Regions from separate parts of the Homo sapiens genome. Here all the other regions are linked to region 1. A link is a contact called in ENCODE Hi-C or POLR2A ChIA-PET data. All regions are on one chromosome and are shown on one strand. Each heading gives the region's core, a stretch centred on a gene start or an enhancer-like site at or near the end of the contact. The rest is flanking DNA. Distances are from core to core; before and after follow the strand shown. Region 1 overlaps RBL1 (RB transcriptional corepressor like 1). Region 2 overlaps TGIF2-RAB5IF (TGIF2-RAB5IF readthrough). Region 3 holds the start of DSN1 (DSN1 component of MIS12 kinetochore complex). Region 4 overlaps LOC105372606 (a long non-coding RNA gene).

The links. A loop is a pair of places that touch in the nucleus more often than their neighbours do. ChIA-PET counts read pairs that join two places held with the same protein, here RNA polymerase II (POLR2A). Pooled maps may share reads with other maps.
Region 2: a loop to region 1 is called in a pooled map, with 4 times the contacts of the local background. The contact joins two enhancer-like sites. A Hi-C loop is called at or near these places in 1 of 50 pooled maps. POLR2A ChIA-PET finds 5 or more read pairs at or near these places in 2 of 52 experiments (activated CD4-positive, alpha-beta T cell and activated T-cell).
Region 3: a loop to region 1 is called in a pooled map, with 3 times the contacts of the local background. The contact joins the promoter of DSN1 here to the enhancer-like site in region 1. A Hi-C loop is called at or near these places in 1 of 50 pooled maps. POLR2A ChIA-PET finds 5 or more read pairs at or near these places in 2 of 52 experiments (PC-9 and activated CD4-positive, alpha-beta T cell).
Region 4: a loop to region 1 is called in a pooled map, with 3 times the contacts of the local background. The contact joins two enhancer-like sites. A Hi-C loop is called at or near these places in 1 of 50 pooled maps. POLR2A ChIA-PET finds 5 or more read pairs at or near these places in 3 of 52 experiments (A549, activated CD8-positive, alpha-beta memory T cell and activated naive CD4-positive, alpha-beta T cell).

The regions. Positions count from the first base shown.
Region 1 is chr20:37,070,229-37,073,207 of GRCh38, forward strand. All of the region lies in intron 2 of RBL1 (RB transcriptional corepressor like 1), which reads right to left. Among named protein-coding and RNA genes, the nearest start is that of RBL1, 24 kb to the right of the region's middle. Within about 2 kb of position 1,588, at least 5 of the 41 ENCODE cell types and tissues checked have a DNase peak (open chromatin) inside an H3K27ac peak, as active enhancers do.
Region 2 is chr20:36,594,435-36,597,413 of GRCh38, forward strand. All of the region lies in intron 2 of TGIF2-RAB5IF (TGIF2-RAB5IF readthrough), which reads left to right. Among named protein-coding and RNA genes, the nearest start is that of RAB5IF, 9.9 kb to the right of the region's middle. RefSeq lists an enhancer at 1,285-1,654. Within about 2 kb of position 1,462, at least 8 of the 41 ENCODE cell types and tissues checked have a DNase peak (open chromatin) inside an H3K27ac peak, as active enhancers do.
Region 3 is chr20:36,772,305-36,775,283 of GRCh38, forward strand. It overlaps DSN1 (DSN1 component of MIS12 kinetochore complex), which reads right to left and starts at 1,459. Exons shown (of 11, transcript NM_001145315.2): 1 at 1,358-1,459. LOC124904894 (a long non-coding RNA gene) reads left to right here and starts at 2,831. Exons shown (of 2, transcript XR_007067574.1): 1 at 2,831-2,914. RefSeq lists enhancers at 1,218-1,763, 1,385-1,444, 1,575-1,714, 1,725-1,804, 1,764-2,310.
Region 4 is chr20:37,335,210-37,338,188 of GRCh38, forward strand. LOC105372606 (a long non-coding RNA gene) reads right to left here. Exons shown (of 2, transcript XR_936699.2): 2 at 2,231-2,724. Among named protein-coding and RNA genes, the nearest start is that of SRC, 9.4 kb to the right of the region's middle. RefSeq lists an enhancer at 1,111-1,610. Within about 2 kb of position 1,487, at least 15 of the 41 ENCODE cell types and tissues checked have a DNase peak (open chromatin) inside an H3K27ac peak, as active enhancers do.

The sequences.
Region 1 (2,979 bases), core at 338-2,837:
GGCGGTGCAAGATGTGCTTTGTTAAACAGATGCTTGAAGGCAGCATGCTCCTTAAGAGTCATCACCACTCCCTAATCGCAAGTTCCCAGGGACACAAACACCGCGGAAGGCCGCAGGGTCCTCTGCCTAGGAAAACCAGAGACCTTTGTTCACTTGTTTATCTGCTGACCTTCCCTCCACTATTGTCCTATGACCCTGCCAAATCCCCCTCTGTGAGAAACACCCGAGAATTATCAATAAAAAATAAATAAATTTAAAAAAAAAAACATAAAATAAAATAAAATTAGTTTGAGGGAAAACAGAAGTCTCCCAAATGGAAAGACAATTCCATTTTCCAAATGGGAATTTGATTACAAAGCACCAGATTGTTACAGGTTAGGAGTAAAATTCAAGAGTTTGAGTTCCAATGTGTGGTTCCACAACCAAAAGTAAAGAAGGTAGCACATACTCAGAAAAAAACTTAATAGTTCTGGTGCCCAGGTTGGAGTGCAGTGGCACCACCTTGGTTTACTGCAACTTCCACCTCCTGTGTTCAAGCAAGCCACCGTGCCCAGGCCAATTCTGGGTACATTTTTTTATGTCCCTATGTTAACGTGGTCTTAGATAGAAAACTTGTCATGTCAAAGCTCACTTAATTAAAGGTCTAGCAATATATACAGAATAATACTTGTAATTTTTTTTTTTTGAGATGGAGTCTCAGTCTGTCACCCAGGCTGGAGTGCAGTGGCATGATCTTGGCTCACTGCAACCTCTGCATCCCAGCTTCAAGCAATTTTCCTGCCTCTACCTCCTGACAGCTGGGACTACAGGTGCACACCACCATGCCTAGCTAATTTTTGTATTTTTAGTAGAGACAAGGTTTCACCATGTTTGCCAGGATGGTCTTGAACTCCTGACCTCAGATGATCCACCTGCCTCGGCCTCCCAAAGTGCTGGGATTACAGGCATGAACCACTGCACTCGGCCCTATGTTCTGATTATTTCATGTAGATTGGAAAGGCTTACTTGAGTCCATTTCGCCTGGCCAATACTTATAATTTCTTTTTAAGGTGACAGAAGACATTAATAGCAAATCATCCAAAGCTATTTAATGTGGTTTGGATGTTTTGTCCCCTCCAAATCTCATGTTGCAATGTAATTTCCTTGGCTGGGCATGGTAGCTCATGCCTGTAATCCCAACACTTTGGGAGGGTGAGGCTGGAGGATCACCTGAGCCCACCAGTTTGAGACCAGCTTGGGCAACACAGTGAGATCTCGTCTCTACAAAAAATTTAAAAGTTAGCAAAGCATGGTGGTGTGTGACTGTGGGCCCAGCTACTCAGGAAGCTGAGGCAGGAGGATCACTTGAGCCTGAGGGGTTGAAGCTGCAGTGAGTCATGAACATGCTACTGCCTGGGCAAGAGAGTGAAAGCCCGTCTCAAAAAAATAAAAAAGAAACGTGACCTCCAATGTTGGAGGTGGGCCTAGTGGGAGGTGTTTGGGTCATGGGAGCAGATCCCTCATGAATGGCTTGGTGCTCTCCTCATGGTAGTGAGTTTAGTTGTCACTCACCTGAGATCTGGCTGTTTAAAAGTGTGGCACTTCCCACCCTCAATTGCTCCTGCTCTCATCATGTGATGTGCCTCCTCCCCCTTCACCTACCGTGACTGTAAACTTCCTGAGGCCCTCACCAGGAGCAGATGCCAGCCCCATGCTTCCTATACGGCCTGCAGAACCCTGGGCCAAATAAATCTCTTTTTTTAAATAAGTCACCCAACCTCAGGTATTCCTTCATAGCAACGTAAAACGTCCTAATACAGCATTCAAACTCTGGACATGCTGATATAATCTGAGACTCTTAAGGACCTCATTAAAAGATTCTTACCAACAGCAGCAAAAAATTTGTCAGATTACTAAATATTTTTTGGCTTACAAAAAATTATGCTCCCTTACAGAGGACTTTAAAAATTTTGTTTTTTGGCCGGGTGCAGTGGCTCACGCCTGTAATCCCAGCACTTTGGGAGTCCGAGGCAGGTGGACAACCTGAGGTCAGGAGCTCGAGACCAGCCTGACCAACATGGAGAAACCCTGTCTCTACTAAAAATACAAAATTAGCCGGGCGTGGTGGCACATGCCTGTAGTCCCAGCTACTCCGGAGGCTGAGGCAGGAGAATTGCTTGAACCCGGGAGGTGGAAGTTGCGGGGAGGTGGAAGTTGCGGGGAGGCGGAAGTTGCGGTGAGCTGAGATCGCACCATTGCACTCCAGCCTGGGCAACGAGAGCGAAACTCCGTCTTAAAAAAAAAAGACTGTTTTTATTTTTGGATGATCACATTTTGCATGTGAAACCCTCTGCTTTGAGGACATTTCCACTTTTGAGCCTTGTCTACCACTAAACAGATCAGCTTTACTGGAAGCTAGGATGAAGGCATATAATCTGATATCCTTTATCAGATACATCTGCTTGAGATTTTGAATCTGAAGCTGCTGGTGCAGAGAAGTGAAGAAGTGGTGAATTCTTAGAGCAGGATCAATCTCCTGGGGCAAATAAAGTGGCAATGTCCAGGGACAGCATTGCTAGCCATGCAAACTATGTCCCTGCTAGATGGATTCTGTGATATGCTCTTTGGCTGTGTGGCCAGCATCCTTTTGTTCCTGGCCTTTTCTAAGCGTAGTTTTCTTAAGTCATCCTAAAGATTTTATCACCTATCCAATACTTCTTTTAGGTCAGGCAAAGTTGGTAAGTGATATCTCTTATTTTTTTGAGATAGGGTCCCGCTCTGTCACTCAGGCTGCAGTACAGTGGCATGATTGTGGCTCACTGCGGGCTTGACTTCCTGGGCTCAAGCAATCGATCCTCCCGCTCCAGCCTCCCAAGTAGCTGGGACCACAGGTATGTGCCCCCACACCCAGCTAATTTTAAAATGTTTTTTAGAGACAGGGGTATCACTTTTTGTTGCCTAGACTGATACTTGCTTTTTATAAACAAGAGCCTTGACTAC
Region 2 (2,979 bases), core at 212-2,711, 480 kb before region 1:
ACACTAACTGCAGCCCAAACTATAAAAACCAAGGTCTGCAACAGTGGGAAACTGAGTTTGGTTGAGTGTGCCTGGGTCTGGGTCTGTGCTATGTTCAGTCTCTTTTTTTTTTTTTTTTTTTTGAAACGGAGTCTCTCTCTCTTGCTAGGCTGGAGTGCAGTGGCACAATCTTGGCTCACTGCAACCTCCGCCTCCCAGGTTCAAGTGATTCTCCTACCTCAGCCTCCCAAATAGCTGGGACTACAGGAGTGCGCCACCATGCCCGGCTAATTTTTTGTATTTTTTAGTAGAGACGGGGTTTCACCGTGTTGGCCAGGATGATCTCGATCTCCTGACCTCGTGATCCACCCACCTCGGCCTCCCAAAGTGCTGCAATTACAGGCGTGAGTCACTGTGCCCAGCCCCAATTTCTTAATTTTTGTACACACACACATGAAAGTGAGATGCCCTAGGTAAAGAAACTGAGTGGGCTGTGGCTTGTGCCTACAGTCCCAGCTACTCCAAGGCTGAGGCTGGAGGATCACTTAAGCCTGGGAGTTTGAGGCTGCAATGAGCTGTGATTGGACCACTGCACTCCAGCCTGGGTGACTGAATGAGACCCCAAGACCCCATCGTTTTTTTAATTTTTTTTTATTCTAAAAAAAAAGAGAAACTGAGTAGGGATTTCAGATACTTGCCTGAACTCATATAGCCCATATAAATATGGAGCTCGAATTCAAATTCAAGTCTGTTTTCCTTCAGGGTCACTCAGGTCTGCCCAGAACCTACCTGAAGTAATATAGTGGTCACTTACTAACATAGTATCATCTAGCTGTCTAGAACAGTGCTGTGGGCTCAGCACAAGAAGTTTCTTCTGTGAATGAAATCTTGGTGGTCTCTCCTACAGGTCACTCTCCTTCAGGAATTTGGAGAGAGAGCCTCCCCACTCAAGTTTCCCAGATTAAAGAGCCTCAGCTCCCTCAGCCATTCACCCAAGGTCCTGATTTTCCCCCATTTCTCTCTCAGTATCTCTCAAACTGCACACTTGGCCCTGGAGCTCAGCAGAATAGGCACATGCTGTTACAGCTTTTCAAAGTAAGTTTAATATTCAATTCACATCGGCCGGGCGTGGTGGCTCATGCTTGTAATTCCAGCATTTTGGGAGGCTGAGGCGGGCAGATCACTTTTGAGGTCAGGAGTTCAAGACCAGCCTAGCCAACATGGTGAAACCCCGTCTCTACTAAAAATACAAAAATTGGTGGGGTGGGAATGGCGCACCCCTGTAATCCCAGCTACTCGGGAGGCTGAGGCAGGAGAATCGCTTGAACCCTGGAGGCGGAGGTTGCAGTGAGCCGAGATCATGCCACTGCACTCCAGCCTGGGCGACAGAGCGAGACTGTCTCAAAAAAAAATAAAAGGAACTGAAACCAAAAGTGTCTTCTGCATCAAGCTTCAAATGAGCCCTGGAGTGAGCAAGCACTCTAGATAATGAAAGTGAACTGCGGGATAATGTGGCTAGGGCCCCTCCTGTGACGCTGGGAACATGATCTAAGGACATCCACCTTTTTTATTAGAGTCTCATTCAGGAAACAGCTTTTAAATGTATCTGCCCTGGTCGTGAATACCCGCTGTCTCTTTGGGCTGGCTATGTATAGCCTGGCCGCCTCTCTATACCCTTGTTCTTTTTTTTTTGAGACAGATTCTTGCTCTGTCGCCCAGGCTTGAGTGCAGCAGTGCAATCTCGGCTCACTGCAACCTCCGTCTCCTGGGTTCAAGTGATTCTCCTGTCTCAGCCTCCTGAGTAGCTGGGATTACACGCACGCACCACCACCCCTGGCTAATTTTTGTATTTTAAGTAGAGACGGGGTTTCACCATGTTGGTCAGGCTGGTCTCAAACTCCTGACCTCATGATCCGCCTGCCTCAGCCTCCCAAAGTGCTGGGATTACAGACGTGAGCCACCGCACTCAGCCTATACCCTTGTTCTTAATAGGGCTAAGATGATGCTTCAAGCTTTTGGGTATCGATTTTGGACTTTGCATTAATATTTTTTTTGTTTTGTTTTGTTTAAAAAGGTGGCCGGGTGGCGTGGTGGTGCATGCTTGTAGTCCCTGCTACTTGGGAGGCTGAGGCAGAAGAATCACTTGAACCAGGGAGGCGGAGGTTGCAGTGAGCTGAGATGGCGCCGCTGCACTCCAGCCTGGCCGACAGAGTGAGACTCTGTCTCAAAAATAAAATAAAATAAAATAAAGGTAATGGTAGTGATTGGTGGGGAGGGGATCTGCCATCCTCTAGATGGGTGGTCAGGGAAGTCCTCTTCCTTTCCACTGTTTTTGAATGGTAGTTTCTCCATGGCCCCCAGGCTTAGAACCTTTTTTTTTTTTTTTTTTTTTTTTTTTGCCTCAACTTAGCCCTAGGAATAAGCATCTCTGGGGTAAGACTGAGGACTCTGGATTTTAAAAGTACAGTCTAGCTTGAAAGCTGCTACATGGGCTGGGCACGGTGGCTCATACGTGTAATCCCAGCTCTTTGGGAGGCCAAGGCTGGTAGATCACGAGGTCAGGAGTTCGAGACCAGCCTGGCCAAGATGGTGAAACCCCATCTCTACTAAAATTACAAAAATTAGCCTGGCGCGGTGGCAGGCACCTGTAATCCCAGCTACTCGGGAGGCTGAGGCAGGAGAATCGCTTGAACCCGGGAGGCAGAGGTTGGAGTGAGCCGAGATCGCACCACTGTACTCTAGCCTGGGTGACAAGGCAAAACTCCGTCTCAAAAAAAAAAAAAAGAAAAGAAAGCTGCTACATGAAAACTCCATATGGCAGAGGCCAGGTCTGCCTTGTATGGCTGTATCCTTGCTATGTTATGCACTAGAGCTGCAGAGGATAAGGTGTGGCACTCGAAGGATGCAGAAATAACCATCACTGCTGTCAGTGTTACTGATTTCAAAGGCATTTCTCTATGACCCAAGCCTGGTTTCAAATTCTTGGTCTGTCACTGATTA
Region 3 (2,979 bases), core at 209-2,708, 300 kb before region 1:
TTGAGGTGGAATCTCACTCTGTCGCCAAGGCTGGAGTGCAGTGGCGCAGTCTCGGCTCACTGCAACTTTCACCTCCCAGGTTCAAGCAATTCTCCTGCCTCAGCTTCCTGAGTAGCTGGGATTACAGGTGCCTGCCACCACACCTGGCTAATTTTTGTATTTTTAGTAGCGATGGGGTTTCCCCATATTGGCCAGGCTGGTCTCGAACTCTTGACCTCAGGTGATCCGCCCGGCCTCAGCCTCCCAAAGTGCTGGGATTACAGGCCTGAGCCACCACACCCGGCCCAGTCTATTCTTCAGACAGTTGCCGGGACTTTTCCAAAGTGTAGTCAACACCTCAGGTAAACTAGTCCCAATTTACCCATTCCTGCTCTCTCCTCCCAGTCCTATTCCCTGTACTACTTCTGAATCTTTGCACATATCTGTCCTTCTACCTGTTAAACTTATTCATCCTTCCCAACCTGGCTCAAATATGAAGCTTTCACATCACTTATCTTTGGCAGAGTTGGTGGTTATGCCCCTTGGCCTTCGTAGCATTGGCTATAAAATCTGTTTACATGTCTGTCTCCCCAGCCAGGCTGTATTTGTATTCCTAGTGACTGTCAGGAACAACTGCCTGGAAGGCAGGGATGTCACCTAGGCATCTCTTCATCGTCCCCTCCCTCCCAGCAGAAATCTGTCTGTGGGGGGTGCTAAGTAAAAAGATATGAATATATGCAGAGGGACAAAAAGGAAAAGATAACAAGGAGGGCTCGGTCAAGGATCTGAATCCCCCACGGTCCTTATGACAATATCACACAAATCCAGGCTTGGATAATAACGACTGTATCACACAGATCCAGGCTTAGAAAAGCAACAACTGTCAACTGTTAAACGCTTATTCTGTGCTAGGACCTGTGCTATGTAAGCGCTTTACTTGCATCGTTATTCCACTTAATCCCTTCCACAACTCCGTAAGCACCATTAACTCCACTTTGCAGACAGGGGAACTGAGGTTCAGAGGGGCAAAAAGCCTGGCCCAAGCTTGTGACACAGCCAGCCTGGGGGCACAGGGGCAATTCGAACCCCAGCCCTCTACCCAGTCCTCACCCCTGTTTCTGGAGCCTAGACCCCTGGCACGGCAGATACGTCTCTAATGGGGTCGGTAAGGGGGACTGCCCTCGGGTTTCATTTCACCCGGGAGGAGGTCGCAGCGCCCTCGGGGACCCCCAGTGTCCACGGTCGGGGCCGGGGCTGCGGCGGGTCGAGCTGGGCCGACGGGTACGACGCCGAAGAGATTAGTGCGGCGGCGGGCGGGGCCACATCAGAGGACAAGTCTGTGACTTCCTGACGCCCGTCCAGTCCGGAACCTCCGTACCTGAAACACAAGGCCACGGGTCGCTCTCCACAGCCCCAGGTCACTCCTGGACGCCTTGCGCACCCGCAGCCGATACTCCCTGATCAGGGTGAAGCGGTCTCCACCTTCTACGTCACGGTCACCGCCTCCGAAACTCCCGCCAACCAAGGGCGCATGCGCGGCCGTCAGTTTCTCGGGCACGCGCGCGCAGAACGCCTGCCTCCGGCGATGCACATGCGTACACCGCCGCCCGACGCGCATGCGTACACCGCCGTCCAACGCTCCTGCCAGCTCCGCTCCTCTAGTCCAAGTCCTTTAGGTCCTGTCTGGCCACGTCACCACCTCCCCGCAACACCCCGCCCGGGAGTCCCTTTCCGGGACCCGCCACACTATCGTGTCCTTTTGCGCCCGACGGCCCCAGAGCCCATCTAAGATGGGGGAAACAGAGGCCCGGAGAGATTCTTGCCGGAGGAATACAGCGCCTCAAAGGGCATCTGATGCCCTGTCCCCGTCGCTAGGCTCTGGTTCCCACTCCCTTTATCTCCTTAACTCCCAAAATGTGGACCGTGACTCTCCCCAGGGTGGACTGGAGCTCTGAGCTCAGTTTGCCTCACAGTCTATCCCACTCCTGCTCTAGGACTTTTTCTCTCTCATTTCCAGGCCACTCCCTCAAACGGCTTGCTTTACTTGCTTGGTGGGTGGGGGCCTGCCCTCGGGTTTCATTTCACCCGGGAGGAGGTCGCAGCGCCCCCAAGTGGTCGCAGTGTCCTTAGTCGGGGTCGGGGGGTGCGGCAGGTCGGGCTGGTCCTTAGGGGTAGGACGGGGACAGGGCATCAGATGCCCTTTGAGGCGCTATATTCCCAGGCGCTGTTCCCTCTGCCTGGGAAGGCTTTCCCTGCTTTTCCTAGCTACATCCTCCAATTTTTTTGTATTTTGAGACGGAGTCTCGCTCTGTCGCCCAGGCTAGAGTGCAGTGGCGCGATCTCGGCTCCCGGCAACCTCCGCCTCCCGGGTTCGGGTTCAAGCGATTCTCCTGCCTCAGCCTCCCGAGTAGCTGGGATTACAGGCGCCCACCACCACGCCTGGCTAATTTTTGTATTTTTAGTAGAGACGGCCACTAAAAATGTTGGCCAGGCTGGTCGCGAACTCCTGACCTCAAGTGATCCACCCACTTCGGCCTCCCAAAGAGCTGGGATTACAGGCATGAGCCACTGCGCCCGGCCACATCCTCGAATTTTAAGCCTCAGCTAAGGAATGATTGATTTCTCTCCAAGCATTCTCTCTGGCCTTAGGCTGAAAACCAACTGTCCTTTCTGTGCTCCCAGGAGCCCAATCTGTTCCTGCTCCACTATCCCATGCTGGTCTAGGAGGCTCCAGAGAGCGGGCTGCTTCCTCAGCACCCAGCACGACGCCACCAAAATGTCCCCTTGGATGTGCACAGTCCTTTCTTTCACAGAAAAACTTCCAAATATTGAATTATAAGCAGCCCACAGTCCAAAAGAGGGGTTGGAGAGAGGCAGCTGGAGCTGACCGTGGTCATCCTTCCATAGCAGTTGTGGTCCTTGGAAAAGTTTTCTGGTGGGAGACAAAAATCTGCCTTCCTGAAATTTCCACCCTGTGGTTCCAGCCTGCTGGCTGCAGCA
Region 4 (2,979 bases), core at 237-2,736, 260 kb after region 1:
GAGAGAGAGAAGAAAACGTAAAAAATAAAGACAAGCATAAAAGAAAAAATTATTAAGCTCATCGGTGATCCCCCACCCCCAGGGCAACTGCTAGTATCATGGAAGTGTTTATTCCATTTTTCCTGTGCCCACTTTTTTAAAAGACAGAAATAGTTACATCATTAATGCTATAATATTTTAATTTACTAATATGACATGAACTCTTTCCATGTCAAAACATATGAATCTTTAGCTGGGCGTGGTGGTGTGCGCCTGTAGTCCCCGCTATTCAGAGGCTGAGGTGGGAGGATCTCTTGAGCCCCGGAGGTTGAGGCTGCAGCGAGTCGTGATTGTGCCATTGCACTCCAGCCTAGGCAACAGAACAAGACCTTTTCTCAAAAGAACTAAAAAAGAAAATAAAAGTTATGTGGATCTACATTATTAATTTTAAGGCCGTCATAATTATCTACTTTATTAATGGACTTGTCCGGCTGCACCAGAAATGATAATAATATGCATTCACTGGGTATCTAGCATGTGTGTCATTACACAGCCATATGAGGTGTGTACAAGTATCCCCGTTTTACCAATGAGAGAAGTGAGAGTCGGGGGTTAATGACCTCCAAGGCCACACAGCTACCGAGGCAGGATTCAAACCCAGGTCTGCTCTTAACCGTGATGTTCAGCCACCCGGCAGGTCCCTCCCACTGACCCCTATATTTGTTTCTGCAAAAAAATTCTGATGAGTCAGAGCCCCGTGTGTGCATTTTACCAGTTCCACTTGGAGGGAAACTTTATTTGCAGGGCATTACATTGGGGCAGGAAGGGTTGGGGGAGCAGACATCACCATCCCTCCAGCCTGCCCCCTGGACATCGCACTGCTTCCCTTAGCAGCTATGGAAACCACTCCGACCAGAGAGGGGAAGGGACTTGCCCAAGGCCACACTGTTCAGAGGCTGCACAGGACTGCAGTCCTGGCTTCCGATTTCCCACTGGGGTGTGGATGAAGCATGCGGGACACACGAGACATAGGGATTAGAGGCTCCAGGTCCAAAGGGCAGGGACGGTGCCAGTCTTGGTCACTCACTGCTCACTTGTCTGTCCCCAGCTCCAGCACAGGAGCTGACATGCAGGCCTGAATGGATAAAGACGATAAGGAAGGCAAGACTGGGAGGGATCTCTGTGGAAGACTTCCAGGAGGGGCCGGGGTTGGGCCAAAGGGGAGTGGGGCTTGGACCAGCAGAGAGGAGATGGTGGTACTGCGTGGGCAGGTGTGTGGAGGAGGGAGGAAACCTGGCCTGCTGAGGAGAGAAATGGGTCTGGGAGCAGGCCAGCCAGCCAGAGGGGATGAGTCTGGGCGTGGCCAGAGCAGACCAAGGAGGCTCCAGGCTCCGCCTCTGGGGCAGCCCCACTCCCCCACCAGCCCCCCGTCCCCCAGCCCCACCACAGAGCCCTGCCTGGGTAATTCCTGAACAGGAACAGAAGGAGGAAGCTGTACAAGTGACACTCAGCTGGTGAGTGGGAGGCAGGGTTTGGTTTCCTTTCCAGATGAGCCCTGGGTTTGTTCAGCCCTGGTGCGTGCCCCCACCCCTGCCCCTCCCCTGCTGTCTGTGGCCTTGGCTCAGGCACTGGTGAATCTCAGAGGCCAGGCAGGCCAGAAAGGAGCCATCCAGGCCAGGAAATGGGGAGGTCCTGTTGCGTGGGAATCCCCTGGGAGGGTGGCTTGACGTGTCCCCTTCTCTCTCGGACCAGACTGTGAGAACTGAAAGCTGGGACCGCAGCTTTCACATCCTTCCGGTGTGGCAAAGTCCTTTCCATCCTTCAGGACCCAATCTATTTTATTTTTTTACTTTGGAGATGGGATCTTGCTTTGCTGCCCAGGCTGCAGTGTAGTGGCACAATCATGGCTCACTGCAGCCTCAAACTCCTGGGCTCAAGTGATCCTCCTGCCTCAACCTCCTGAGTAGCTGGAGTACAGGCACACCTACCATGCCTGGCTAATTTTTAATCATTTTTGTAGATACGGGGCCTCGCTGTGTTGCCCAGGCTGGTCTCAAACTCCTGGGCTCAAGTGATCCTCCTGCCTCACCCTCCCAAAATGTTGGGATTACAGGCGTGAGCCATTGCACCCAGCAGAGACTCAATCTAAATGTCCCTCGTTTGGTAAACTCTCCGAGAATCCCCTATCAAGGCAAACTGACAAATGCTCCCCACCCCCGAACTCCTGTAGCACTCAGAACACACTTAAAAATAAAAAGAATCACTGTTTATTGGGTGTCCACAATGCACAGGGTCTCACATTTCACCTCCTTGTTGTACCTCTCAGCATCACTGACAGTTGGCACCATCCTTAGTTCCATTTTACTGAGCAGCTCAGTGGGGCACAGGGAGGTTGCAGGGTTGCAGGCAGTGGGGCTGGGTCTCCTGGATACCAAAGTGTGTCGCTCTCTGGCCCTCCTGCTCATAGTGTTTCAGGGTCTGTTTCCTCTTCTGGCTTGGAGCCTTCAAAGGGCAGAGTCTGTGTCCCTGGAGACCTGGCCTTGGGGAGGTGTTGACCCATGGACAAATCTTTGAACCTCCCCACCAGCCTTCACCATGATGAGGACCTAGGCTGGTGCCTTGTATACAGTAGGCTGTTACTGAATTCTTGTGACATTGAGAAAGCTTGATCTTAGTCCAGGCTCTGTCATAAACTTGCAGTTTGAGTTTGGGCAAGTCACTTCTATTCTCTGGTCCTAAGTTTCCCTGGGTTTAGAAGGAAATGTTTACAGACAAGTGTCTTAACTTCCTCCCTGTCCGAAAATTCAGTCCTTTGCTCTAGAACATGGCACATACCCCACACTCAATTTCCCTTATTATTATTGTTATATTAAGTTTTTTTTTTCTCAAGTGGGCTTGCTAGGGAATCCCTGATTATTAATATCCATGATAGTATAGTATGTTACAATTAACGAACCAATATTGATACATTATTATTAACTAAAGTCCATATTTGCTATG